Regions from separate parts of the Mus musculus genome. Here regions 1, 2, 3 and 4 are each linked to region 5. Evidence: chromatin loops called from intact Hi-C (ENCODE). Cell type or tissue: left cerebral cortex. All regions are shown on one strand.

Region 1 (5,000 bases), 68 kb before region 5:
GCTCCTCAGCAGGGTGGCCAGTGTCTGTCAGCTCCCTGTCCTACCACACACTGGAAACAGCCAGTTAAAAGCATGCACTAGTTTCCTAGACAATGGAGAGTCACTCAATTTGCAGTCAAAGCAACCCCACACTTTTCTTTTTTTTTTGTTTTGTTTTGTTTTGTTTTTTGGAGACAAGGTTTCTCTGTGTAGCCCTGGCTGTCCTGGAACTCACTCTGTAGACCAGGCTGGCCTTGAACTCAGAAATCCGCCTGCCTCTGCTCCACCCGGCTGCCACAAGCACTTTCAACTATTGGGTCATCTCTGATCCTTGCTATCTGTGGTTTGTTTGTTTTTTTAAGAATTTATTTATTATATGTAAGTACATTGTAGCTGTCTTTAGACACCAGAAGAGAGCATCATATGTTACTACGGATGGTTGTGAGCCACCATGTGGTTGCTGGGATTTGAACTCAGGACCTCCTGAAGAGTAGTTAGTGCTCTTACCGGCTGAGCCATCTCACCAGCCCCCACACTTTTCTTTTTTATCTTTTCCTTTTTTTAAGATTTATTTACTTATTATATGTAAATACACTGTAGCTGTTTTCACACACTGCAGAAGAGGGCATCAGATCTCATTGCGGATGGCTGTGAGGCACCATGTGGTTGCTGGGATTTGAATTCAGGACCTTTGGAAGAGCATTCAGTGCTTTTAACTGCTGAGCTATCTCTCCAGCCCTCCACCACCCAACCCCCTTTCTAGAATGACTCTTGTCTTCTAAATTCTCAGGGGCAAAGAGCTTGTACTAGTAAAGATTTGAAAGCAATCCAAGCATGACTAATAAAAAAAATTAACTGAGCTAGGTGTGGTGGCTCCACCTGTATTCATACTTGGGAGGCTGAGACAGAAGGATTGCCACAAGTTTCAAGGCTGCTTGGACTTCATGGTAAGCCATAGAATGAGACCTTGTTGCAATGAACCAGTTAACCAGTCAACCAATCAAAAGCTCAGCTCAGAGCATTCTCAGAGAGTGTAAGCAAATACAGTACATGCCATCAGATAGCATGTAAAGAATCCTTAATGGGTCGCTGATGGTAAGTAAATGGGACCCTATCTATTCTTTAGTTACTCTGTTTCTCAAGTAGGGAGTGGCAGAACCAAGAGAGAGGTGATGTAGACCAGCAGACAGGCATCTGCTGAAAACACCTGAGTTCACTTTCAAAAATGTAGAAAACCACACATGTAGCTATTCTGTGACATGTTCACCTCAATTTTTATCTGACCCTCAGTGCTCTGGACTAGCAGAGGTCAAAAGTACTGACCAGAGTGAGTATTTTAGGGTTAGAATGGAATACTGGGACAATTCCATTAGGAGTTGTGCATGGTGAAGGGAAGTTCCATCCACGGATGGTCTCAAAGAGCAGGCAGCCATGCTCAACAGTGAATCCTGGGTAGGAGAAATCTGGGCTGGGGGAAGTGGGAGAAAACTCTTGCTGGGAACCTGCTGTGAGTTAGTGTCTCTGCTCTGTCCTGAAGATAGACATTCTCAATCCACTGAGCATCCTTGCTGCTGGGCAGCAGTGGTGATCCTATTTCTTTCTTTCTTTTTTTTTTTTTTTTAAAGCATAAGGTAGTTTAATGACGGAGCTCCGGGCCGACACATATCTCCCGCAGGAGACAGAGGTGTCGACCACATGGTGGAGTCATAATGGCGGAGCTCCAGTTCGAAACGTATCTCACGAAGGAGACAGTGGTTTCGACCCCGAGGCTTGGAAGCTAGGGACTTTTATAGAAAAGGGGTGGGGCTGGGGGAGGAATTGGCGAGGTTTTACATGATTGGTCCATTTAAACATCAACAGACTGTCAGAAGGGCGGGAGATAGGGAGGCACTAGGCCGGTGATCCCATTTCTGATATGAAGATCTTGAAGGGCGGCTCTCCCCATTGCTTGAAGTCATGGAATAAGAGCTAGGTTTTGAGTGTGAGCTCAGAGTTGTCATTTACACATGAGTAAGGTGTATCACTGCTTCAGGAAGACTTCAGCCTATCCTTAGATGAGCACTTCTGTACAGTGCAGAACTTGGACAAGGGTACACTGCTGCCCTGTTTGGCCTGTGCTCTTTCAGGAACCCCATGCCACTGTCTGCTGGGTAGGAGGAACAGAGAACCTGACTTAGCCCGTCTGCTACTCCTTGCAGACTACACATTTGTTTATGAGAACCACAGATTTAGAGGGCAGCTTAATCACCCCTGATTCTGCAGAGATGGAAACTGACAACCAGGAGGTGGCAGTAACAGCCAAGAACACATTCTGAAACACAAAGAACTGTCAGCTCAGCAGGTACTAGTCAAGACCTTAGTCTATCTGCTCATATCCTGGGGCCTTAGTTCTGTGGTACCAACATCCAAGTTGTGTGCAGGCTCTGTAACAGGACAAGGAGTTCTCTCTTTCATGATGGCTGAGTTTGGGCTGTATCTCTTCACTCTTAGCAGTCAACTAAATGTTTTCTCTGTATACCTTGTAGGAAGTTTGGCAAATGGCTTATTTCCAGCTGGTTCCTCCCTAGGCCCAGGGGTACCAGCCACCTCCAGATGATTGGAGTTAAGTGCCATTCCCCAGGGCTCACTGAATGAAGACTGTCCCTTAGCTGGTACCCTGTGTTTCAGCACAGACAGGCCTTTCTTTGAGGGACTTGTTTCCAGAGCTGCCTGTGAGTGGCATGCTCAAATTGTCTGAACAAAGGGCATATCCAGCCAGGGCTGGCACAGGCTAAAGAGACCTGTGCTAGATGGCGAAGGAAGAGGGATCCTGGGTTCTGAGAATGAGTTGGGATGCAGAATCATAGATACAGATGGCTTCTTAGTGGTCAAGTCAGTTTCCAGCTTACTGCCTACTTCAGCTTTGATGGAAGTGGGCTGACCAGAGTACCAATAACCAGTGGCCTTCTCTAGGTCTGGTTGGAGCCCCAGGGTTGGAACAGGAGCAGGTCCTGTTACCCTGGGTGTCTGTGCCCGGACTCACCAATCAGGTCTGGACTCTAGTCACGGGACTTCTTTAGGTGAGGGTGATCTGCCTCCTCCTTCTACCTTTTCACCCCATGCCCTGCTGGTGACCGGGTTTTATGGGACCACCTATCTTTCCCACAGCTGCAGGCCACCCTTATCACTGTGAAATTACACCAACCCGCCCTGTTACAGGCAGGACACTCTGGCTCTGATGGTTTTATAGCCCCTTCACACTCTGCCAATACCTGCTCAGGAACTTGGCTTTCAAGGAGCTCCCCGTCTGCCCAGAAGGCAGGGGTGAGTGGGACACTGGCAGAAGCCAGGCCTTCATGGGCTCTGTGGGAGCTGGAGAGTGTGGCCTGTGGGAATCATCCGGAGTGATTTTTCTCTCTCTTATCTACTAGCCTATAATAGGCTTGGGAACAACACCAGATCTGCCAGGCGGACAGAAGGAAGGATTCCCAGTCACTGCACAGCGGTATCCACCCCTGCTTTTGACAGCCTCCCACAGGCTCCTGTGTAGCCTAGAAGGTTGTGTGCATTGTGTATGAGGGCACAAATTCCATTTCCATGATTGTAGGACAGCATGATGTTCTTTCTCCTCCCATAGCATTTTGGTGCCTGGATCTGGGCTCCCAGGCTGGAGAGGCTGACTGCAATGGAATCCTCAGTCTGGCTCTTTAGCTTGGCTGATTTCTGCTCTAGGCCTACAGAGATCTCACTTTGTCACTGACTAGCCTTGTAGCCATGAGCAACTGGTTACTATCTTTAAGCCTCAATAAGGTGTTCTGGCTCCACCAGACTCCAACCTCTTACCACACCAGGGACCACTGTTCTCAGTTACACTAAATGTTCTTGCAATGGCCTCTATACTTTGTGTCTCATGTCTTAGAACATTTTGGAAGAGAGAAATTGGTGGTTCCAATTGGCCCTGTGACAAACAGACCTACTTGTACCTCTGATAGATTAGAATGTCAGGAATAGGAGGAAAAAAATCCTCTTTTTGCTGTTATGACTTCAACTTTTTTGTGTACATTTGGGAGTAGGTGCACATGTGTATGCACACATGTGGAAGCCAGAGGATAATCTCAGGTGTCGTTACTTGGGCACAATTCATTCTGCTTTTGAGATGGGCTCTTTTACTGGCTTGGAACTTTCCAGATTGGTTCGACTGGCTGCCAGTACATCCATCCCAGGGATCCACTTGTCTTTACTTTCCAGGTGCTGGGATTATAAGCACACAACACTATTTCACATGGGCTCTGGGGATGGCACTCAGGTCCTCACGTTTATGAAGCAAGCCTTTTACCCACTGAGCTGTCTTCCAAGCGTTCATTAAATCATTTTGAAGGGGATCTTGCAAATGGAATCCTGGGCGTTGATGGTCTGGCCCTCATGAGCTAGATGTATTTCTTTCCTTTAGTCAGTGGGAAGCTCAGATTCCAGTGTGTGACTCTCTTCATGGCCATTGGCTGAGACTTGAGCCTATCTTTAAAAGTTAGACATAGACTCTATTTCTTTAATTTCTCTTTGTTAAATTTGTTATCTTGTGGTGCTAGGGATTCAACCCAGGACCTTGACTATGCTAGGTAATCATCCTGCCCCTGAGCTACATCACCGGTCATTTTTATTACCTACTTGCTTGGTTCTATAGATCTTTGATCTTAGTGTCTTACATATATCTTGGTACATTACTGCCAGTCCTTTATGGAACAAATGCATGTCAGGGATTGCATTTAATGTAAATGTGTTAGGTTGAGAGCAAAGTCAATGCCATGCCATAGAGGGGACACACAGTTTTTAGGGCCACAGAGGCTGACTGACAGTTGAATTTCCAAGTGAGTATGTATGAATCTTGAGATGTACCTGAGTTTTGAGCTAGAGCTGAGGAGCCTTAAGACTTCTGTGGATGAAGGTGTTTCAGTGGCAAAGAGTGACCTCAAGGCTCCTTGAGAGAATCTTCTATCTGGAGAGCCACATGAAGGGTCTTTTGTGGAGTTCTTTCAGGCCTGTTG
Region 2 (5,000 bases), 1.6 Mb after region 5:
GTGAGCCACCATGTGGTTGCTGGGAACTGAACTTAGGACATTTGGAAGAGCAGTCAGTGTTCTTAATCACTCAGTCATCTCTTCAGCCCCGATGCCTTGTTTTTTAAGGAGAGAAAATGAGAGTTGGGAAGGACCTGGGAAGAGTTGGGGGAAAGGGAAACCTTAATTAAAATATATTATATGAAAGAAAATCTGTTTTCAATATAAGAAAAATAGAAATAAAACAAAACAAAAACTCCATGTAAGTATGCATATGGAGCTGTGGTTACTATAGTGATCAAATTTCTTAAATCTGTACATGTAGATGAAGTAGATCTCCTTATGTAATTGTAGCAAATGGGGTATGGGATGAAGTATTGATGGTCCACCATGCATTGTACTCGGTCGCAAGTGCTGAAGTCATTCTGTGATGAGCTTTTAGCAACCTTGTAATTTGGCTCTGCTGCTTAAGCAGTTAGGTGAAGAAGCTGAGGTTTAAGATTAACTGATTTTTGTCAGATTATGCAATTTGTGAAGATTCAAACCTTGTAAAAGACCAATTCTCTTAGACTAGGATGAACAAAAGCTGTTACTAGCCCTAAAACCCCATGTTCCCTTGAGGCAGACAGGGCTTGTGTTGTCTGTCCTTGGTCAGTCAGCCTCACATATATTTTGGCCTCATTTTATATGATTAATATTCTCACTTGCTCTCAGAGTCTTCCCATATTGGACACTCAGGGCTGTAGTTGGTAGTTGTAGATGAAGAAACCGAGTGTAGAGAATTTGTCCACATGGAGTTGGAATTCTGATCTGTGTTTTAACTGGCTCCTCTTACTTTCACTGCCTCTCCATCCTGAGAGCAATTTGCCTAAGAGCACATTTGTAGGCTGAAGTCCTCTATGTCCCAGACTGAGCCTTCTGGACAGCTGGGATGGCTGGTCCCTGAGTCCCCCTCCCCCATCTTCCAACTAAGCTACCAACTTCATGTGGTCTAGAGACTGGGGATAGACTGTTCTTTATTAACATTTTCAATTATTCACAAGTTAATATATCGACATCATGTGGGTCCTAGAAGCTTCTGGATTTTTCAATAGGGAGTGGGCATCTCATCAAACATAAACATATTTTCTTCAGGTTCAGAGCCTTATAATAAAGGAGCCCTGATTTTGCCTCAGCAGTAGTAAATTTAATTTTTCTTCATGTTGCAGCATACAGAGAGGCCTTATAGAAAAACTGGAAAATGAAATACAGAGAAAGGAAAAGAAAACCATTGTAGCCTATTCCTTCTTTATTAGAGTTCTTTATTTTTTAGGTTCATTTGAATGAAAGCCAGTGTTCTCAACCCCTTCCCCATTTTTATGACTGTGACAGGTAAGTAGTGAAAGGAGTGTCTTTAAAATAGGGCTTGGGCTTGCCTCGCTTAAGGCAGAGGACCATATTTCCAAGAAGTCAAAAAGTTTGTGGATTAGCAGGTGTCTTTTGCAGGCTGTAGCCAGGGAGAAGGGCTTGCCGTGTGTCTGGGGGTGGGGGGGTTGGAGGAACACTGAAAATGACAGTGGCCATCACCATTCTTGTCCAAGAGCTAATCTTTTTGTGCATCTTGTGGGTGTGTGATGTATGCACAGAGTATGTGTGGGTACAAGTCTGAGGAGGGTGCTGGGTGTCTGCTGTTACTTGCCAATATATTCTTTTGAGACAGGGTTTCTCACTGAACCTAAAGTTCCTGTTTCACCTAGGCTGATAGTGAGGTCACTAGGATGACCAGCCTGTCTCCATCCCCCTAATTTTCAGGTTATAGAAAGATACATCCAGAAGCAAGTTTTTTTGCTTTTTGTTTTTTGTTTTTTGTTGTTTTTTTTTAACTTGGATACTGGGGCTTTGAACTCAGATCCTCTTGTGTTCACAGCAAGTGCTTTTATCCATCTCTTCAGTTCCAGAAGCTGATTTTCTGAGTGTAGATCGTAGTGCATCTTGTGGGTGTGTGATGTATGCACAGAGTATGTGTGGGTACAAGTCTGAGGAGGGTGCTGGGTGTCTGCTGTTACTTGCCAATATATTCTTTTGAGACAGGGTTTCAAAAGTGAACCTCACTCCTGACCTAAATTTGTTTCAGGTTTGAGGATGGCAGCTGGTTACTTTAAGGGCTTTCACTTCCTACACTGCTAATATAAGAAAGAGAAAGAGCTTTAAGTCCTTTTGTAAATAGATAACTCGGGTTGTAGGAAGCCATGGTTCCGTGTTTCTCAGGGCTTTCTTTGCCTTTGTCTTGGTGGATATTGTGTATATTAAGCAGAAGTTGAGACTGTCTTTTCTGCTTGAATCCTGGAGAAGACTGGTCTCCTATCAGCCTTAGGATTTTGGCTAAATCCTTTTCTATTTCAGTCAGGATATTTTTAACATTACAACATTTTTCTGACCCTAGGTGATGGGGGTGGGGGACGGACTGATGTTAGTTTTAGAGCATTTTTTCTAGTTTTTGTTTGGGAAGCTAGTGGGAATAGTGACGCTATATTGTGCAGTCATCTCTGAAATGCCTGTGTATACAGCTCATTAATCTTTCTGGCACCACAGAAGAGCATGGCCCATCCCTGATCCTTGGTCTCAGTCTACTCTGACCACATTTACCATCTTGGGTACTTTCGGTGCTAAGGTTATTCATGGTTATTAAAGGAGACTGTTCTTGGCTTAGAGTGGATGTTCTGTGTTAGTGTCTTTCCAAGCTTTCCTCAACTTCCTTCCCGTTTCCCTTCTTCTTCCCTTTTCCTACTTCCCTTCAACTCTCTACAGCCACCCGTTTCCCCTTTCAGCAATGTCATTTACCAGTCCTGGATCTCATCAATTCAGCTAAATGGACTTTTTAGTGTGCTACATAGATCTAGCCGTCTCTGCCCCCTAGTGCTAGGATTATAGAAGGCATGAGCTAAGATTCCCAATTACTAAAGCCTTCCTCCTCCTTTTCTCTATGTGGGCACTAGGGATCCAAACTTGGCTCTTCATTCTTGTGAGGCAAACACTGTAGAAACTGAACTGTTTCTCTCTTTTCTCCTTATGGGTGTAGTTTTAGAAAGTTCCTGAATTTCTCTTTTCTAAGAACGGGAAAAATGTTACCTAGGGAAGGGATAGGGAGGCAGTGGTATGGACCAGTCGAGGGCCTGGCAACTGATTGCTCCGACAGTGGCCATTAACTTTCAACAAAAGTTTAGAAGGGACTTTCAAACTATAGCAGATAGCTTTGATTTTTGTTTTTGTATCATCTCTCCTTTTAGAGATTCCCCCGGACATGTCTTGTAACGTCTGGTTTCTAATCCCAGAATATCTGTACCCAGGGTGTTGTGCATGCTGTCTCAGTAAGACTGATTTAGGAGCAGATGTCAGGGTGTCTGAACTTCAGTTCTACCACTGGCTAGTAGGGAACATTAGACTCTTCAGGTTGCTTTTTTGGCTTCCTTAATCAGATGGAAATAGGGACAGTTTCCATGAAATCTGCCTATGGATGTTTGAGTAATGAGTATGATTATTTTATAACCTTTATTGAGTCAGATGACATTACTATTAAGATGACACAAATAAGATCATATTTTTCTAGGAAAAATAATGGTAGTTGTAAGTAGGAATCTGAGTTGTAGCATTTGTAGCCCTGATGGCAGTAATGGTAGCCCCCATGGTAGTAGCTGGTGAATGTGGGTCCTCATAATGGGCCTTTGGCTTGCTGGCCAAAGAAGTTGAAGGGTTTTCCTTGAAATGGTCTGTGCTGTGTTGTAGCACTTTCCCTAGATACTTTTCTTCTGAATGCAGTCAGCCCATGCTAAAATGTCTTCTCAATAGCAAAATTTCCAACAATAAAATTAAACCAAGGATATATAACAATGTTATAGAAAAGTTTGTAAAGTAGTATTTCTCTTCCTTCCCCAGTAGAAAAGAGTAAATGTCATTTAAGCTTTGTATTACATGACTTACTTTCCCTCTGTGTCATACAGAAGTCACTGATGTATAAGGTCAAGTTTACTGCCAGGATTCAAGGCCACAATGTCTTGTTCCCTCCTTCCCAGACCTGGTTCTCACTGTTAATTTTTTATTATTATTATTATTATTATTATTATTATTATTATTATTATTATTACAGCTGTTTGGTCTTATGTGCCTAAACTACTTGGTGAAGATTTGAAAGTGACTGCAGGCTTTTCCATGGATGTCACATAGATGTTTTTATTTCAGTTATTGATTGCATCAATCATGAGAATTTCTCATTTTCTCCTAGGGAAAAAAAAAAGAGTTATTTTCTCATTTCAAATTCTCCCTAACTAACATAAATTATAATATAAGGTTTGCATTCTTTATGTTCTCTTAAGGAAATTTTATTTATAGCTTATTGTTTTGGATAGACTTTACTGATGTTCACCTTGAAAGGACATGTGCCTACAGGCATTTTGAGCATGGGGAGTAGCATGGGGGTGGGAGATGTTAAAAGTTCTGAAGTTATCTAAATAAATATTCTGCCTCTGTATTTTTCTGAACACAAAATGCACAGCAGCCACCATTCCTAGAAACATATGCCAATTGTAGCTTACATTTTGCTGAATTTGAGAAGCTGGTATGGCCGACAATCAGATGCTCAGAATGAGGACTTTAAAAATGTCTTTGTGACAGGTTGGACACACTTAAACCTTGGTCGAGTTTCAGAGAGGCGCAACTTGGTCTTTCATCATAAATTTGAAGGCAAAAAGATACATGGAAATCTCTAGGTAGTATGAATTGTTAAGTCTTTCTGTTGAGTTACAGATACTGAAAGGGAAAAAAAAAATCTTAGATGTCTTTTTATTCCCTTAACAAATACTTCCTTGCTTTTGAAGCAGTTGAAGTGTAGTGCACTGGAGCTTAAAATGTCTTGGGTATAGAGTAAAAAGACTTGGTTTAAATTCTATGCCCTTGCATGATCCAGCGAAAGAAACTTTCTCTCTGCAAATAGTCACTCAGTGTCTTGGGAGGTGCATGTCTCAATGTTGAGCCAAGTACATATTTGC
Region 3 (5,000 bases), 1.2 Mb after region 5:
TTCTCAGCAAAACATTGCTAATAAGGAGAGGAGGATTTAAGTGACACCAACATTGAGTAGAAAGGAAAGGACAGGGTGAGGATGGTCAGAGATAAACACAGAGAATTGAGAGCTCAGAAAATCATGAGCTACCAGCAGGAATCAAATGGTATCAAATTTTGCAGAGGTGGCATATAGAATATAGTCTGTAGAGAGAAAATCCTGTTCATACCAAGGTCACTGGTGACTTTCAATGGAAGCAATTTCAGGGATCTAAGGAGTCAGTAATGTATGAAAAAGTCAGCAGAATATTCTTTCCGAGATGTGTGATTAACTTGCTTCCTAGGAGCATCCTGAAGGCTACCTTAGGAATGGTGGTAACAGGAAAGTGGCCATGTTTGTGGTTTGCATGGGATTTGAATTTATTTCAAAGATTTATAGGCTGGCAAGCTTGAGGATCTCTACTGGCTATTTGTGTTAGGACAAAGTTGTCCTAGTTCTGGGCAAAGTTGTCAACATAGAAGAAATAAAGACAGTCAAATATCGAACAGCAGTTGGAGTTGAGAGCACGTAGTATTTCTTTGTACAGAGCTGTTGCTGTTAAGCAGCTGGTGGTCAAGTTTTTGATCCTCCCTTGCAGCTAGGTAAAGACATGATCTTTTCATACCAATGGAAGAAGGATAGAAAAGAGTAGAAGTAAGGCAGGGAATCCTCTATGCCCTGGGGTATGGCAAGTGTGCATGCCTTTTCCAGTTTTTCTCTCCTCAACATAAACTGGAATCAGAGGAGTCACAATTCTTAGTGATGACAGGCCACAGAAACTGAAGGAGCCAGAGTTCCTGAATCACATAAAGTCTTTCATTAATAGAAAAAAAGCCACAATAGATTGCTAAATGAGTGTGAAACAAAGATGGTCAGCCGGATGGTGGTTGCGCATGCCTTTAATCCCAGCACTTGGGAGGCAGAGGCAGGTGGATTTCTGAGGTCGAGGCCAGCCTGGTCTACAGAGTGAGCTCCAGGACAGCCAGGCCTATACAGAGAAACCCTGTCTCAAAAAACCAAACAAATAAAAACAAAAACAAAAACAAAACAAAGATGGTTTTAGTGAAATACGAAGGTCTATTTGTTTTAAAAGCTAGTGTTACTTTAAGATAGCCTGAATATTTTACAGAGTCCAGATTTCAAATGGCTGGGTTACTGTCATCTGTTATAGAGCTCAAATGCTACTGGCTTGAGTCACAAGTAACCAGCTGACTAGGTGCACCTAGCATCTGTCCCATTCTCACTAAGGACTTTTCATTCTTTCAGAATAATTATTTGAATGCCAAGTACTCCTGAGCAGGACTCAGAGGGACAGCATGCATGTGATGGATCTCTGCCTTTAACTTGCTTATATTCTAAGGTTGGCAGACAGACAGGAAGCAGATAAACAAATCGTTCTAGACTTCAATTCCAGGTAAGTAGATGTGTGTGTTACACTATTGAGCACTAAATATAACAGAATAATGGATAAAAAGTGATAGGCAGAGTGTGCTGCAAAGAGAAGATCTTGGGCTGGTGAGATGGCTCAGTGGGTTAGAGCACCCGACTGCTCTTCCGAAGGTCCAGAGTTCAAATCCCAGCAACCACATGGTGGCTCACAACCATCCGTAACGAGATCTGACTCCCTCTTCTGGTGTATCTAAAGACAGCTACAGTGTACTTACATATAATAAATAAATAAATCTTTAAAAAAAAAAAAAAAAAAGAGAAGATCTTTGTCCAGGAAAACTACAATGGAGATTTTTGTGAAGTTGCTAGACAGGCAAAGAAAAAGATGGAATGATGTTAACTAGAAAGCTTGAAAGAGGCCCCGAGGAAATGTGTGTCTGGTGTTTGGGGCAAACATTGTGACCACAGCAGGAGGAGTGACCATTCTAAGAGCAGAGTGAGAGAGGCAATATTGAGCTATATCCTGGAGGATCATGGGAAGGAGTTTGAGCACTGCCCTAAGTAGGATGCCCCTGACCTGACCTAGCTTCCCATGTGAGAAGTGTCCAAAGCACCTGCACCTTCCTTGGAGTCCTGCCACCTGTTGGCCTGGGACCTTGCACCTGTCTTTTCATCGCCCTTTAACTCACTCTGAGCTTCCTCTGGACACTTTCCAGACTGGATGGTATATTTGTCAAGAATAAGCCAGGCAAAGAAAATCTCTTTGCTGGTGGAGAAGTGAGGCCTCTGCAGAGAAAATAAAACTTGTGGGCTTACCAGGGGAGAAGCAGCCCCATGAGGCTATGAGCACGAAGTCTATATTTGAGCTGAAATTACGCAGGCTGGCAGGTGGGAACCCAAACACAACTGCTTTTCCTTATGTGATGGCAAGTGAGTAATTTTGCCTCCTGAGTTTGAGGAAGTTCCTCCTGCTATGAATTGGTGTGATCGCTCATACTAGAACGCTGTAGCGGTACATGGGAGGGCTCGGGGCCTCCACAGATGGGAACACTTTTAACAGTCACGATAACTCACATTTGCAAACTACACTTCGTTCGCTCCATCTGTGTCGCCCCAGCCTAACATCAATCTAGGGGACCAGCCAATTCTATTTTAAACATCAGGAAATTCTGGCCCAGAGAGATGAAATGAGGAGCCTAAGGCTACCGAGACAGTGGCTACATTATTCTTTTGAAGGACAGTCTGAAAATGTCATTATTAATTCCCCTGTTTAAAATTGTTCATTTAAAACTGAAATACTTTCTTGTGTCCTATAAGGTCTTATACCAGACATTGGACAAATAGCCCAACTTTATAAAAACGTTTTATTGGAGATCCACTTGTCTGTATAGCATGAATGGCTGCTTGTGCAAGACAAGGAGAGGATTGAGTAGTTGAGAGAGGCCTGTATAGGCCCCGAAGTTGATAATATTTAACACCTGGCCTTTTCCAGAACAGGTTTATTAACATCAGCTGAGGTACCCTAACCTTTTCTCCTACTCTTTCTCCTACTCATTCTTTGTTCTTTTTCAGGTATTTTGGTTCCTCCCCAACACATACACACACACACACACACACACACACACACACACACACACACACACACACACACACACACACACACACTACATTTGTTCACATCTCAGAACAAATGCTGACACTCAGGGAGACATCCTGTGACCTCCTAGCTAACATAGCCCAAGTCCTAGCACAAATTCACTTCTTTATAATTTTTGTATTTGTGCCAATATTACTTTCTCAGTGGTCTTATGTATTTATGTACTTATTGTTGATGTATACGACCACACTATTATCTCCATGGGAACAGGTATCTGGACTTCATTGCTCAGTTTATACTGCAAGCAAAATGGTTCTTGACACCTACTGGCCTCTTCATAGTCAACTGCTAAATGAATATGCAAATCAAAGAATTAATGAGACTCCAACCCATTCTGATTAAGGTGAGATCTTTCAACCTAGCTATTATTGACCTCTGGAAGTGGAAATTTTGTTGTTGTGGGGATGTCCTGTTTATTATAGATTTTTAAAGCACCTTTCTTGGCCTGCTAGATGTCAATTGCTTATCAGCTGCACCATCTGGATTATGAAAACCAAAAATGTTTTCACACTTTGCAAAATGTCCCCTTTGTGGGAAGATGTGCCCCAGTTGAGAAACACTGGACTGTATGTTTTATCTTGGTAGAACAGGCTTGAGAGATGACTTACTGAGTATTATGCTTGCTGTGCAAACAAGAAAACCTCAGTTCAGATCCTCAGCAGTAATGGAAAAAGCTAGGTGCAAATCTACACATCTGTAACTGCAGCACTGGGAGCTTGGAGTTACACAGATCAATGGGCTTGGGGCCAGCCAGTCTAGAGGAGATGGTAAGGTCCAAGTTGAGAAACACACACACCCTGTTTCAGAACATAAGATAGGAGAAATAGAAGACATGCAATAGCAATCTCTGATCTCTACATGCATATCTGAGCATCCTTATTCTCTCTCTCTCTCTCTCTCTCTCTCTCTCTCTCTCTCACACACACACACACACACACATACACACACACACACTGTCATTGGGCCTTAAAACTTAATAGCAAGCTTTTACCCAAGAACATAGTAATTTCAAATTTCTTTTTTTTATTGTTTGATAATTTTTTGTTAGATATTTTCTATATTTACATTTCAAATGTTATCCCCTTTCCTAGTTTCTTCTCCAAAAACCCCTATCCCCTCATCCCTCCCCCTGCTCCCCAACCCACCCACTCCCATTCCTGGGCCTGGCATTCCCCTATACTGGGGCATAGAGCCTTCACAGGAAAAAGGGCCTCTCCTGCCATTGATAACCAACTAGGCCATCCTCTGCTACATATAGCTAGAGCCACAAGTTCCATCATGTGTTTTCTTCGATTGGTGGTTTAGTTCCAAGGAGCTCTGGGGGTACTGGTTAGTTCATATTGATGTTCTTCCTATGGTACTTCAGACCCCTTCAGCTCCCTGGCTCCCTCATTGGGACCTCGTGCTCCGTCCAATGAATGACTGTGAGCATCAACTTCTGTATGTGCCAGGCACTGGCAGAGCCTAAAAGGAGATAGCTATATCAGGCTTCTTTCAGCAGGCTCTTGTTGGCATCTGCCTAGTGACTGGGTTTGGTGTTTTTTTTTTATGGGATGGATCCCCAAGTGGGGCAGTCTCTGGATGGTTGTTCCTTCAGTCTCTGCTCCGAATTTTGTCTCTGTAACTCCTTCCATGGGTATTTTGTTCCCCATTCTTAAAAGGAACAAAGTACTCACACTTTGGTCTTCCTTCTTCTTGAGTTTCATGTGTTTTGCAAATTGTATCTTGGGTATTCTAAGTTTCTGGACTAATATCCACTTATCAGTGAATGCATATCATGTGTGTTCTTTTGTGATGGGGCTACCTCACTCAGGATGATATCCTCCAGATCCATCCATTTGTCTGAGAATTTCATACGTTCTTTGTTTTTAATAGCTGAGTAGTATTCCATTGTGTAAATGTACCACATTTTCTGTATCCATTCTTCTGTTGA
Region 4 (5,000 bases), 650 kb after region 5:
AAAACCTTAAAAAAAAAAGAAAAAAAAAAAGAAAAAGAAAAAAAAAGGAATTATAGAATATTATTGCTAAATTGAAGAAGTCCAATACAGAAAAATTTACATGTTGTCACTTATATTTGTAATATAATGCAATATAACTTAACAGGAGCAGAGAGTAAATAGTATATATTCACAGTCATTTTACAATGCACATGAACATTTTTCAGCAGATAGTCTGTATTTAATCATACAAATTAACTTGGTTTCAATTTTGTTTTTTGCAACTAGTGTTTTTATCACCTACACACTTAATTTACTTTATTGTCATTTTAAGTAATATACCCTGAGCACTATGTAGCTAATCCTGACAGTTAATCTAGAGATTTTAGACATATATAGGATTAAGAAAAATTTAAAGGGTTTCAAATGTCATCTAGTATAATTATTAACTGGATATTCAAATTACTCTTAGCTTCTATTCTAATTGTGTATGTATCAGGGAATTTGTTTGCCAAGACTGTCCCTAGTTGGAGACAAGGGATTTTCTGTTCAAATATCAGTGGACCTGTATATGACTTGGAACACAATTGATGCTGGCTACAGAGGATGCCCTCGGCGAGTGTCCAGTTACTCTAATGTCACTTCAAAGATGACTGATATAGCTGTTCTAATTATTGAAATACTGAGTTAGTTGAAAGCATATTGCCAGCTAATTTGGATGTAATGACATAAAATGCTTTCATAAAGAGGAACAAAAACTTTACTTAAGTATTGACTATTTGGATACCTAGAGGGGTATCAGACAACTTTCAGAGTTGTGTTTTGGACAAATTATAAACTATAGACAACCATGCCTTAAAAACCTCTGATTCTTACTGTGGTTAATGTATTAAGCATATGATCTTTTCCATCTGTGCATGAGAAAAAGGTGGTAAAACTTCCATCAGAAAGAATAGAGTTGAAGCAGACACAGGTCTTCCCTAGAGCCTGTGGAGGAAAGGGGAGACTCGGAATGTAACATCTCTCCTCATTTTCTCCTTCAAGAACAGAATAAAACTAGTTTTTGATTGCTACAAGAATAACAGATGAGAGTAAGAATAGAGTGCAAGGCCTTGGGGATGATCTAGTTCAACCTAAGCATTTGGTAGACAGAGAGATGGAAACATAAATAATGAAAGTTGTTTATAATGGAGAACTTTTTAAATAGAAGGTTATCCTAGATCTTCTATAGTTCATATTTTTCCTTCTTTCTGGAAAAGAATGTATTTATACACACAATGACATGCATTGCCTGAGGGCTGAAAATTAGATCAAGTAAATTCTCAGTGTCATTGGATAATATATTCAAACAACCTTGTAAACTGGAGAATTGAAGCTAACTCACATTTTAGGGCACCTTTTGTGCATTAGGTGCTATTTTGTGTCACAAATATATTGTTTTGTCCCCAAACAATTTCTGTGAGATTATTATACCTCTGGTTTGCAAACATGAGAGAAGAATGAAATCTGTCTATGCAATGGACATGAGAGATAGGAAGTGACAGAAGTAAGAATTGAACCAGGTATAGTTTTGCATGCACATTCTGCAAATGTTCTGATCATGAGTTATTAAAGCCAAGTCCTATTTAGGGCCTGGAGAAGGATCTATTTGCTTATGAATGAAATGGAGATGTGTAGAGCCTGAAAATTCATTTCTAGCAATTCTGTACTCCAGCTGCTATGCTCCTTTAGCTGTGTGAACAAGGGTATGCCAGGTGAACAGCAGCATGTCTGACCTGAGCACTAACCAGAAAAGTCAATTACAGGAAAAGAATAGAAACTTGGGAATACTTCTTTCCTTTGCGTTATCAGACCTTGACATGACTAAAGGGGATTGTAGCTGAGTTGAAAAGTTGTTAAACTAAAAGAACATTGGGTTGTTAAATCTATTCCATTTCACAACATGGAATGAAAATAAGGACATGAAAAAGAAGCTGCAGAGAGTCTTGACATATACAATAATAATAATAATAATAATAATAATAATAATAATAAATAATAATAATAATAATAAACTCTTTTAGTCCTCTAAAGTATACAAAGATGAGAAGAGAGGCTTCTCAATGTCATAAGGTCCCTACAATTAGGGATATAAAGACAGCCTTCATGAATGCCTTAAGAAGAAACTAGTGACATTTGAGCAACAGATAACTTAGTTTGCTAAGAAAGACTAAAAATTTATTCCCTTAAAACTGGGGTGTGGCTCTGATGGCAATATAGATAAGAAAGCCAAGAACAACCTGTCCTTAGGAAAGCTACTTACAATGAAAATAGCATATACAAACACAGAAGTGGATGCTCACAGTCAGCTATTGGATGGATCACAGGGCCCCCAATGGAGGAGCTAGAGAAAGTACCCAAGGAGCTGGGGGGATCTGCAACCCTATAGGTGGAACAACAATATGAACTAACCAGTAACCCCCCAGAGCTCGTGTCTCTAGCTGCATATATATCAGAAGATGGCCTATTTGGCCATCAGTGGAAAGAGAGGCCCATTGGTCGTGCAAACTTTATATGCCTCAGTACAGGGGAATGCCAGGGCCAAGAAGTGGGGGTGGGTGGGTGGGGGAGTGGGTGGGGGACTTTGGGATAGCATTGGAAATGTAAATGAAATAAATACCTAATTTTTTTAAAAAAAGAAAAGAGAATAGCATATAATTTGTGGTGATTCCATGTCACTGTTTTACCTCACAAGAGAGCATCTCAGGCAGCATAGATAGAGCAGGGTAAAAACATTGAGATTTCTACCTTCTAGCAAGGCCCAATGGATCTTAACATCATGAACTCCCTTGAAGCATTGGCCATGGAAACACAATTGTGGCATGCTGGTTGTATTTGCATTCAAGGAAGAAATGAGAGGAGGTCACAATAACAGGATACCAAGTTGGCTATAGCTTCTAAATCCTTGTGTGGGAAGACCATGGAGGGAAGAACATTGTGCATTTATTTTAAGACATGGTAACTCTGTCCTAGAAAATGTGGTAAGATTTATGGTCTGAACTACTACCCACAAATTTGTTAGCTTCAACAAGGGAGAAGAAATGTCCCCTCCCACCCATAATTTCTTTTGACCTTTAGTAGTGGATACAATGTAGAATGGCGAATGAGTAGAAGTTACAGTAAGTTGCAATTTTTATGTTTTATTTATTTTTGACTACCACACATTTTTATTGGGTACGAACAGTGTCTATACACGTGCCCAACATGCAATAATCAAATTGCATAGAAAACTATTACTTATATTATCTTAAGGCATGCATAACATTTTTTTTGTACTAAGAACATTCCAATTCTTCTTTTAGAGAATATACTGACTATACATACAGAAGTGTGTCTACCTAGACAACACAGTTTCTCCTACAATAAGGGCAGATTTTTGATTATATTTTGTGTTGTCCAAAGCATCTAGCACAAAACTTGTGGTAGAGATATGGTTGAGGAAATGTTCACTGAACCTTGGCTGAACCATAGCCACATGGTATTTTGAGGCTAGAAAGCTATTCATAATGTTCAGCAGTGATGGTGGTTGTAGTGATGGTGATGGTGCATGTTCTTGTGTGTATGTTAGGGATGTCTAATATAAAACTAGTCATTGCCCTACATAGCTTTTTAAATATCCATATCTAAATGTTTGGTATTAATTTGTGTATTTCAAAGTATGTCTATTGTAAGTACTTGTAGTAATTAAAGCACATCCATGTGTGTGGGTCTAATTTTTAGTGCTGGGGCAAACTGTAAGTCTATGGAACAGTGGAGTTTAGATTTCATAATAAAAAAGAAACAGTTTGAGGTTTCCAGTACATTATCTCGCAGACTGTAGACAGATTGAAGTGGGAGGTGACTCACATGCATTAGACTGGCCTAGGTCTGAGCACAAGCCCTACACTGCTGGAGGAGCAAAGTTTAGTTGGAAGAGGGCAGAGATGAATATTGGCCTGCTAGCTCCATGAGGGAGTTTGTACAGTTTGGAATTTCCAAATATCTGTCCTGGCTGAATGACCATGGAGTTCTTCTAAAAGCCACATGTAGTTTGAAATGGCATTTTCCTGTGGTATACTTTCTGTTCTCTTTCCACTGAGCACTAGTGCCAGATTCATATAACCTGCCTGAAATTCTTGAAGTTTTTACTTGTGTATCTGGTAACATAATTATTCTTTGTCAACCTTAGACATCTAACTAGTTCCTCAAGCTGGAATACTCCACACCTGTTCCTCAAGTGTACAGATCAAGTTAGGAAACGAGTTGCTCGTCTCCAGGTCATTTTATTGTAACAACAAAGGAGACTAGGAACAGGCTAACCCATGTTGAATCCAAAGCTACTCTATTGTCCCTATCTTCAGTGTGGGGACTGAATTTGACTATGCATAAAATTCTGTACCTTTTTTTCTAATGTCCATGGAGAATCACAAATCCATCTTCCTTGTGATGGTCAGTTTTAATTTGTTAACTGAAGAGAGACTCGATAAGAGATTATCAAGGTCAAATTGGCCCATGTAGATATCTAAAGTAGTTTGTCTTAATTGACTTAATTGACATGGGAAGATCCATCCTGAAAGTGGGTGGTACTGGGTTGTATACGATTAAAGAAAGTACTAAATATTCCTATGTTTACCTCTCTCTGTCCTTGCTTGTGGCTATGTAGTGATAACTGTCCGAATCTCCTGTCCCTGTGATTGTAATTATGGACTATAACTTAGAATTGTGACCTAAATAAATCCCTTTCTCAATGGCAGGGTTTTTTTAAAGTATTGTATTCCATGTTGGTTCTTTTGACTATTATTTTCAAATATAAACATTTATTTGTAGTTTGGATAGTTGTTGCATATTGCTTAGAAGCTTCTTTTTTTTTTTTTTTTTTTTTTTTTTTTTTTTTTTTTTTTATTAGGTATTTAGCTCATTTACATTTCCAATGCTATACCAAAAGTCCCCCTTACCCACCCACCCCCACTCCCCTACCCACCCACTCCCCCCCTTTGGCCCTG
Region 5 (5,000 bases):
TTCTCCTCTCCTCTCTTCTCTTCTCTTCTCTTCTCTTCTCTCCTCTCCTCTCCTCTCCTCTCCTCTCCTCTCCTCTCCTCTCCTCTCCTCTCCTCTCCTCTCCTCTCCTCTCCTCTCCTCTCCTCTCCTCTCCTCTCTTTCTTTCTTTCTTTCTTTCTTTCTTTCTTTCTTTCTTTCTTTTTGAGACAAAGTCTCTCCCTGGCCTGGTGCTCACCAAGTAGGCTAGGCTGACTGGCCACTGAGCCCAAAGGATCCACCTGTTTCTGCTTCCCCAGCACTTGGATTGGATTAAAACATGTGCTGCCATGCCAGATTCTTTATAAAAACACAGGTTTGAACCTAACTAGGTCTTTGGGCTATCAAGGCAAGTGTTTTGACCATTGCACCATCTTTTGGGGTGCCTCCACTTGGAACTTTCATACTTAGTAAGGAAAGATGTTATATGAGAGCTCCTCAAGGGATGGGTGCTTTCACAGTTGACTGGGCTAAGTGCCCAGGCTGTAGCTTGAGTTCATTCTTCTACAGAATGAAAAGCCAGTCTTGAGGACTGGGCATGGCAGGGCTAGGGCTGGGGTCCAGAAGTAGCAGAGGGAATCAAGACATCAATTTAGCTGCAGTCCACACCCATCTTGGGCCATGTTTCCAAAAGGAGAATTAAGGAATTTCTACCATACACCAGCGAGGAAGACACTGGCAAGTCCCGAGAAAACTGAAGCACAGAGTGGTATCCGGTGGCCTTGGCAGCCAGATCTAGATGGTTGGTTATGTGGTTCTGGTTGTACTAGCCTGCAGAGCCTCCTCCTTAGTGGGAAAGATGCACTAGAGAGTGTGTGGGTATAGGGAAAATTGCTGAGGAAGGCAGCCAGATGGCAGGCGGTGAGAGGTGGGTCCTGTGGGGGATGAAGTAGCCAGGACATTCCCAGCCAATGAGTCTGCCCCATGGGCCACTGTTTGGATCTTCCAAGCCCTCACTCTTGGAAAGAGATTGGTTTTCAAGGGTGAAAGGAGAATGGCTCTTCAGATGATTTGATCCATGCCACTCTCTAGTCTCTGTTTGCCAGGCTCAGAAATGTCAGATGGGCCAGATGAAGAAGAGCTGGCCAAGGCAGAGGGATGGAGTAAGGTTTCCAGTAGAGCCTCAGGAATGGAAGGAGAGTGTGATTCTTGTTTGATTCATGTACCTATTACACACTATGTATCCCATTACAGGGATAATAGGGAATAAAACAGAGATGTGCCTGCATCACTGGCCCACACATGCTCAGAATTGCTCAGGTCTGCCCAGCCACCTCCTAGGTAAGCTCAGAAAGGCTGAGATATTGGCTTTACCAGAGAAGGGGTCATATGTGCAACCTGCCTAGGTGAAACAATCTAGAGGGCCAGGCCATACACCATCCTTTTTGAGGCCTTGCCTGAAGTCATTAGTGATGTTTTCACTCCTACCTTGAGCTTCGGAGCTGTAGCCATATGTTTGGGACCCATGGCTCTCCCAGAGCCATTGTTGCACTGAGGGCGCGGAGTTTTCCAGGCCAAGGAAGTGGGTTCTAGCTGATTCTCTCTGCTAAGGCTGTGGTTCACACATGATCTTTGTGGTCCAAGGCAATCTAGGAGAGAGGGAATCAGTGCGATGCAGAGCAGAAGGTCCACCAGTAGGAGAGCACAGGGCCAAGCCTTAGCAACAGGCCTCAGCAGAGCACCCGCTTTGTCTGACTTCTGTCCTTATTCTTCAGACACCTGCTCTGCCTGTGTCCTCTTTGTCCCTTCTGCTCCATCTGATTCCCCACCTCAGGTGACTCTATGATGGCTGTGGGAAATGGTCTTGGGGTCCAAATGAACTCTGGAGGATATGAAATGCCTATCGACTTTACAGAGTCTCCGTGTCCTTCAGAACCCATCTGAAGGGAGGGGCAGAGTCAGGATGCTTCTGCAGGCAGCAGGCAGTTTTGTTCACCTTGAGTTTTTTTTTTTTTTTTAATTCAACATTCAGCTCTGTGGGGATGTCTTTTGGAATATCTTAAAATGTAAATGATTCAAAATTTGTCTTTTAACCCCCAAACACTCTAATACTGAAACTGGGCCCCAGGGACAGTGGTAGTGGTCCCTAGGCACCTGTTTGGAGCCACACTGTGCTGGAGTTACAAGCTGGCAGAATCCACTTAGGATAATGCATGTGTGTGGGAACAAAGAGACTCTGGAGCAAAGTGGTCACGAGAAGCATTTTGTAGGCTTGGATTCACAGCATGGTCCTTTCTGACTGTGACGTTGTCAAGAACCTTGTGGATGGTGAGTTTCTCCATAGTCTGTCAGCTCCAAAAGTGCAGAGGCCTGTGAGGAGTGAGGAGGGAGATTATGGATTCAGCTCCCCTTGTAAAACCTGAGAAACTCATGCAGTTTGCTTCAGCCCTGGGAACCTCAGCTTCCATATCTATGAAATGGGCAGATTTGTGCTTCCTTTGCTGAGTCGCCACTCAAGATTAGTTGAGTTCTGAGGGCTGAGATGAGATCTAAGCACAGAGACAAGACCAGAGCAGGAGTCAAAACTATGCTTCTAGATAATACTGTGTGCAGATCAGGGAGGGGCAGTTTGTACAGTATTCATGGAACAGCCAACTGAGGAAATAAAGATCTGATAAGGCGGGGGCCTGAGCAGTGGACTGTTCTGAGTATCATTCTGGGAGTCTCCTGTTTTCTCTGGTCGCGGTGGGTGTATGTGTGCAGATTCTCAGCAGATTCAACCCATCCTTTCTCTGCTCAGGGCAGTAAATACTTATTTCCCAGTGACTGCAATGTTAAATCTGATCCGCAGAGGGCACTGTAAGAAAGTAGTTTCTCCTAGGATCCTGCGGTGGTTTCTTGCTCTTGGGGCTGGCTGTGAGCAGGTGCTTCAGTACTGGCCTAGAGATTTGGGGGAGACTCAGCTCATGTTCAAGGGGAAAGCAACCAATCTGTGTGGTTCTGCCTACTGAGATTGGAATGAGTCCCCAATATTCAAGTTGAAACTTAATCGATAATGTAATAATATGGAGGTGATTAAGTCATAAGGGCAGACTAAGTCCCCAGCAAGCTTGTAAAAGGGATGGAGGGAGTTAAATAAGCCCCTCTGCTCTCCCCCTCCCTCATGCCCTATCATCCTTCTTTAAAACATTTTATTTTAAATTAAAATTTGTTTTATGTGGGATGTTTTGCCTGTATGCATATCTACACCACACGAGTGCCTGGTGCTTGTGGAAGACACAGAGGGTGTCAGATCTCCCAGAACAAGAGGTAACAGAAAGTTGTGAGCCTCCATGTGACTTCGGGGAACCAAATGTGGGTCCTCTGAAAGAGCAGCCAGTGCCCCTCTACCAGACTTGATGGAACATTTAAAAAATTCAGAGTCCATCAATTAAGACACCTTAAAAATAGAGGGCAGCCCTCACCACACACTGAACTTGATGTCATTTTGACCTTTCACTTCCCAGATTCCAGAACTGTGGTTCTAGATGTGGGCCAGTCATGTCACTCATCCTGTACTCTGTGTAGTAAGCCTAAGTCATTTAGTCTGTGCTGCTTGGTTGAGGCAACAGCAACCAGCAAGTAAAATCCTGACTGGACATCACCAGCTTGATATGCTGAGCACCCTCTTTCCAGGGAGGCTTAAACAGGGAGGCCTGTTTGGTGGTTCGATGAAGTGTTTTTGAAATGTGTGCCTTCCCTTTTCTGCCTCAGCACAATTGGTGCAATCCTCGTTTTCCATCAGCTATTTCTGTTCTCTATTCTTAGTTGTTAATCCTCTTCTGCTTGCTAGCTAGTTGATAATTCCCAGTGTTAAATTCCTGCTACTTTAATCTTCTGACTGAGCCCCGGCATCCTTAAGGTAGCTGTGGGTTAGAAGGAAGAACATCAGAGCCTGTGGAGCAAGAGAACCCAGGCTTTCCAGGTTGTGTGACAATGCTTAATTCTCCCTCCCTCCCACTCTTCCTCTCTGAGTCTCAGATTTCCCTAGCTGCAAAAGAATGGCCCAGGCAGGGCGACTCTAGACGCTCATTCCAGCTTTGCTCAGACGCTACTATCAATGGAGTGTTTTTACATCCTTCTTTGTGGTGTAAGCCTGGGTGGGCAGCCAAAGGCACCAGGCAAGTGTACTAGTCTGAAGTCACAGGGTGGAAGTCTTGGAGTGCTTTTGCCTCTAAGGGCCCAGGTGAGGGCATGCAGGGATCTAGGGAACTTGGAGACTCAGTTTCCTCTATTGTGTGGGGTGTTCATGCTAACGTCAGGGGCTGTGGAAGTACTGAACTCAGGAGAGTGCAAATAAGTCTCTGCAGACCACTGACTGCTCAGGGTTAGAGTTTACATGAAGAATGTGGGTGGGCCATCTTGTAGAGTGGAGGGGGACCAATCTGGGTGTGTTGAAGCGATGGAGGCGCTGTCCAAGGTGCTGCCACCCTGGAGCTGTCCTCAGAACACAGACTTCTGGCTTTTGAGGCAGAGCTCCTGGCTTTGCCCTTGCTCTGAGCTTCAGTGTCCCTGTGTCAAGTAGGGAAAAATACTTTCCACACCTTGGTGTCTCTGAAAGTAGGCAAGTCCAAGAGTGAGCCCTATGGAATGCCTATGACACTGTGCATATATTAGTACACAATGGGTCAAATTCCAGCCCAAACTTCATGGCTCCCTTTCATCCACCGGTCAATCAGAGGCCATACATTACTCTGTACCCAGGGTGACCAGCATGCTACTCTGTTTGCTGGGTCTTAACTTCTAGGGGCTGTTGAACCAGATGGCCACCAAGCATTGTGTCTTAAAACCACAGGAATGAATTCTCTTAGTTTTTGCAAGTGGGGCTTACAGGTCTGAGGCATTTTAGTTTTATAGCTCTCAAGTACAGTAATTAAACCTAAAACATGACTTTAGTGTTCACAGTTCTCACCTGGTAGAGGAGCACAAGAGAGAGTGAATTCACTCCCAAAAGTCCTCTCTTGAGTCGTGCTAGCATACTGGCAAGTGTCCCATTGCTGATGCAC

The links. Hi-C counts contacts between places; a loop is a spot of excess contacts. Peaks named below come from ENCODE experiments on the same cell type or tissue, not always from the same donor. Only the 100,000 strongest peaks of a DNase experiment are listed, where the experiment ranks them.
Region 1: it touches region 5 in a loop (3-fold over the local background); 4 of 42 quality-filtered maps call a loop at or near these places.
Region 2: a loop joins it to region 5, with 4 times the contacts of the local background. A loop is called at or near these places in 3 of 42 quality-filtered maps.
Region 3: it touches region 5 in a loop (4-fold over the local background); 3 of 42 quality-filtered maps call a loop at or near these places.
Region 4: a loop joins it to region 5, with 5 times the contacts of the local background. A loop is called at or near these places in 3 of 42 quality-filtered maps.

Annotation. Positions count from the first base shown.
Region 1 is chr8:74,919,369-74,924,368 of GRCm38, reverse strand. No RefSeq gene overlaps it. Among named protein-coding and RNA genes, the nearest start is that of Isx, 49 kb to the right of the region's middle. In left cerebral cortex, a CTCF peak has its summit at 2,258 (motif pointing right); DNase peaks (open chromatin) are centred at 2,255 and 3,493; H3K27ac peaks cover 1,375 bases.
Region 2 is chr8:73,231,390-73,236,389 of GRCm38, reverse strand. All of the region lies in intron 1 of Large1 (LARGE xylosyl- and glucuronyltransferase 1), which reads left to right. Among named protein-coding and RNA genes, the nearest start is that of Large1, 120 kb to the left of the region's middle. In left cerebral cortex, a CTCF peak has its summit at 2,879 (motif pointing left); DNase peaks (open chromatin) are centred at 1,994 and 2,883; H3K27ac peaks cover 389 bases.
Region 3 is chr8:73,609,155-73,614,154 of GRCm38, reverse strand. No RefSeq gene overlaps it. Among named protein-coding and RNA genes, the nearest start is that of Large1, 260 kb to the right of the region's middle. In left cerebral cortex, no CTCF peak of the experiment used is centred here; a DNase peak (open chromatin) is centred at 2,362; H3K27ac peaks cover 1,280 bases.
Region 4 is chr8:74,197,344-74,202,343 of GRCm38, reverse strand. No RefSeq gene overlaps it. Among named protein-coding and RNA genes, the nearest start is that of Isx, 670 kb to the left of the region's middle. In left cerebral cortex, no CTCF peak of the experiment used is centred here; a DNase peak (open chromatin) is centred at 2,863.
Region 5 is chr8:74,851,429-74,856,428 of GRCm38, reverse strand. No RefSeq gene overlaps it. Among named protein-coding and RNA genes, the nearest start is that of Isx, 19 kb to the left of the region's middle. In left cerebral cortex, a CTCF peak has its summit at 2,790 (motif pointing right); DNase peaks (open chromatin) are centred at 857, 2,809 and 3,936; H3K27ac peaks cover 68 bases.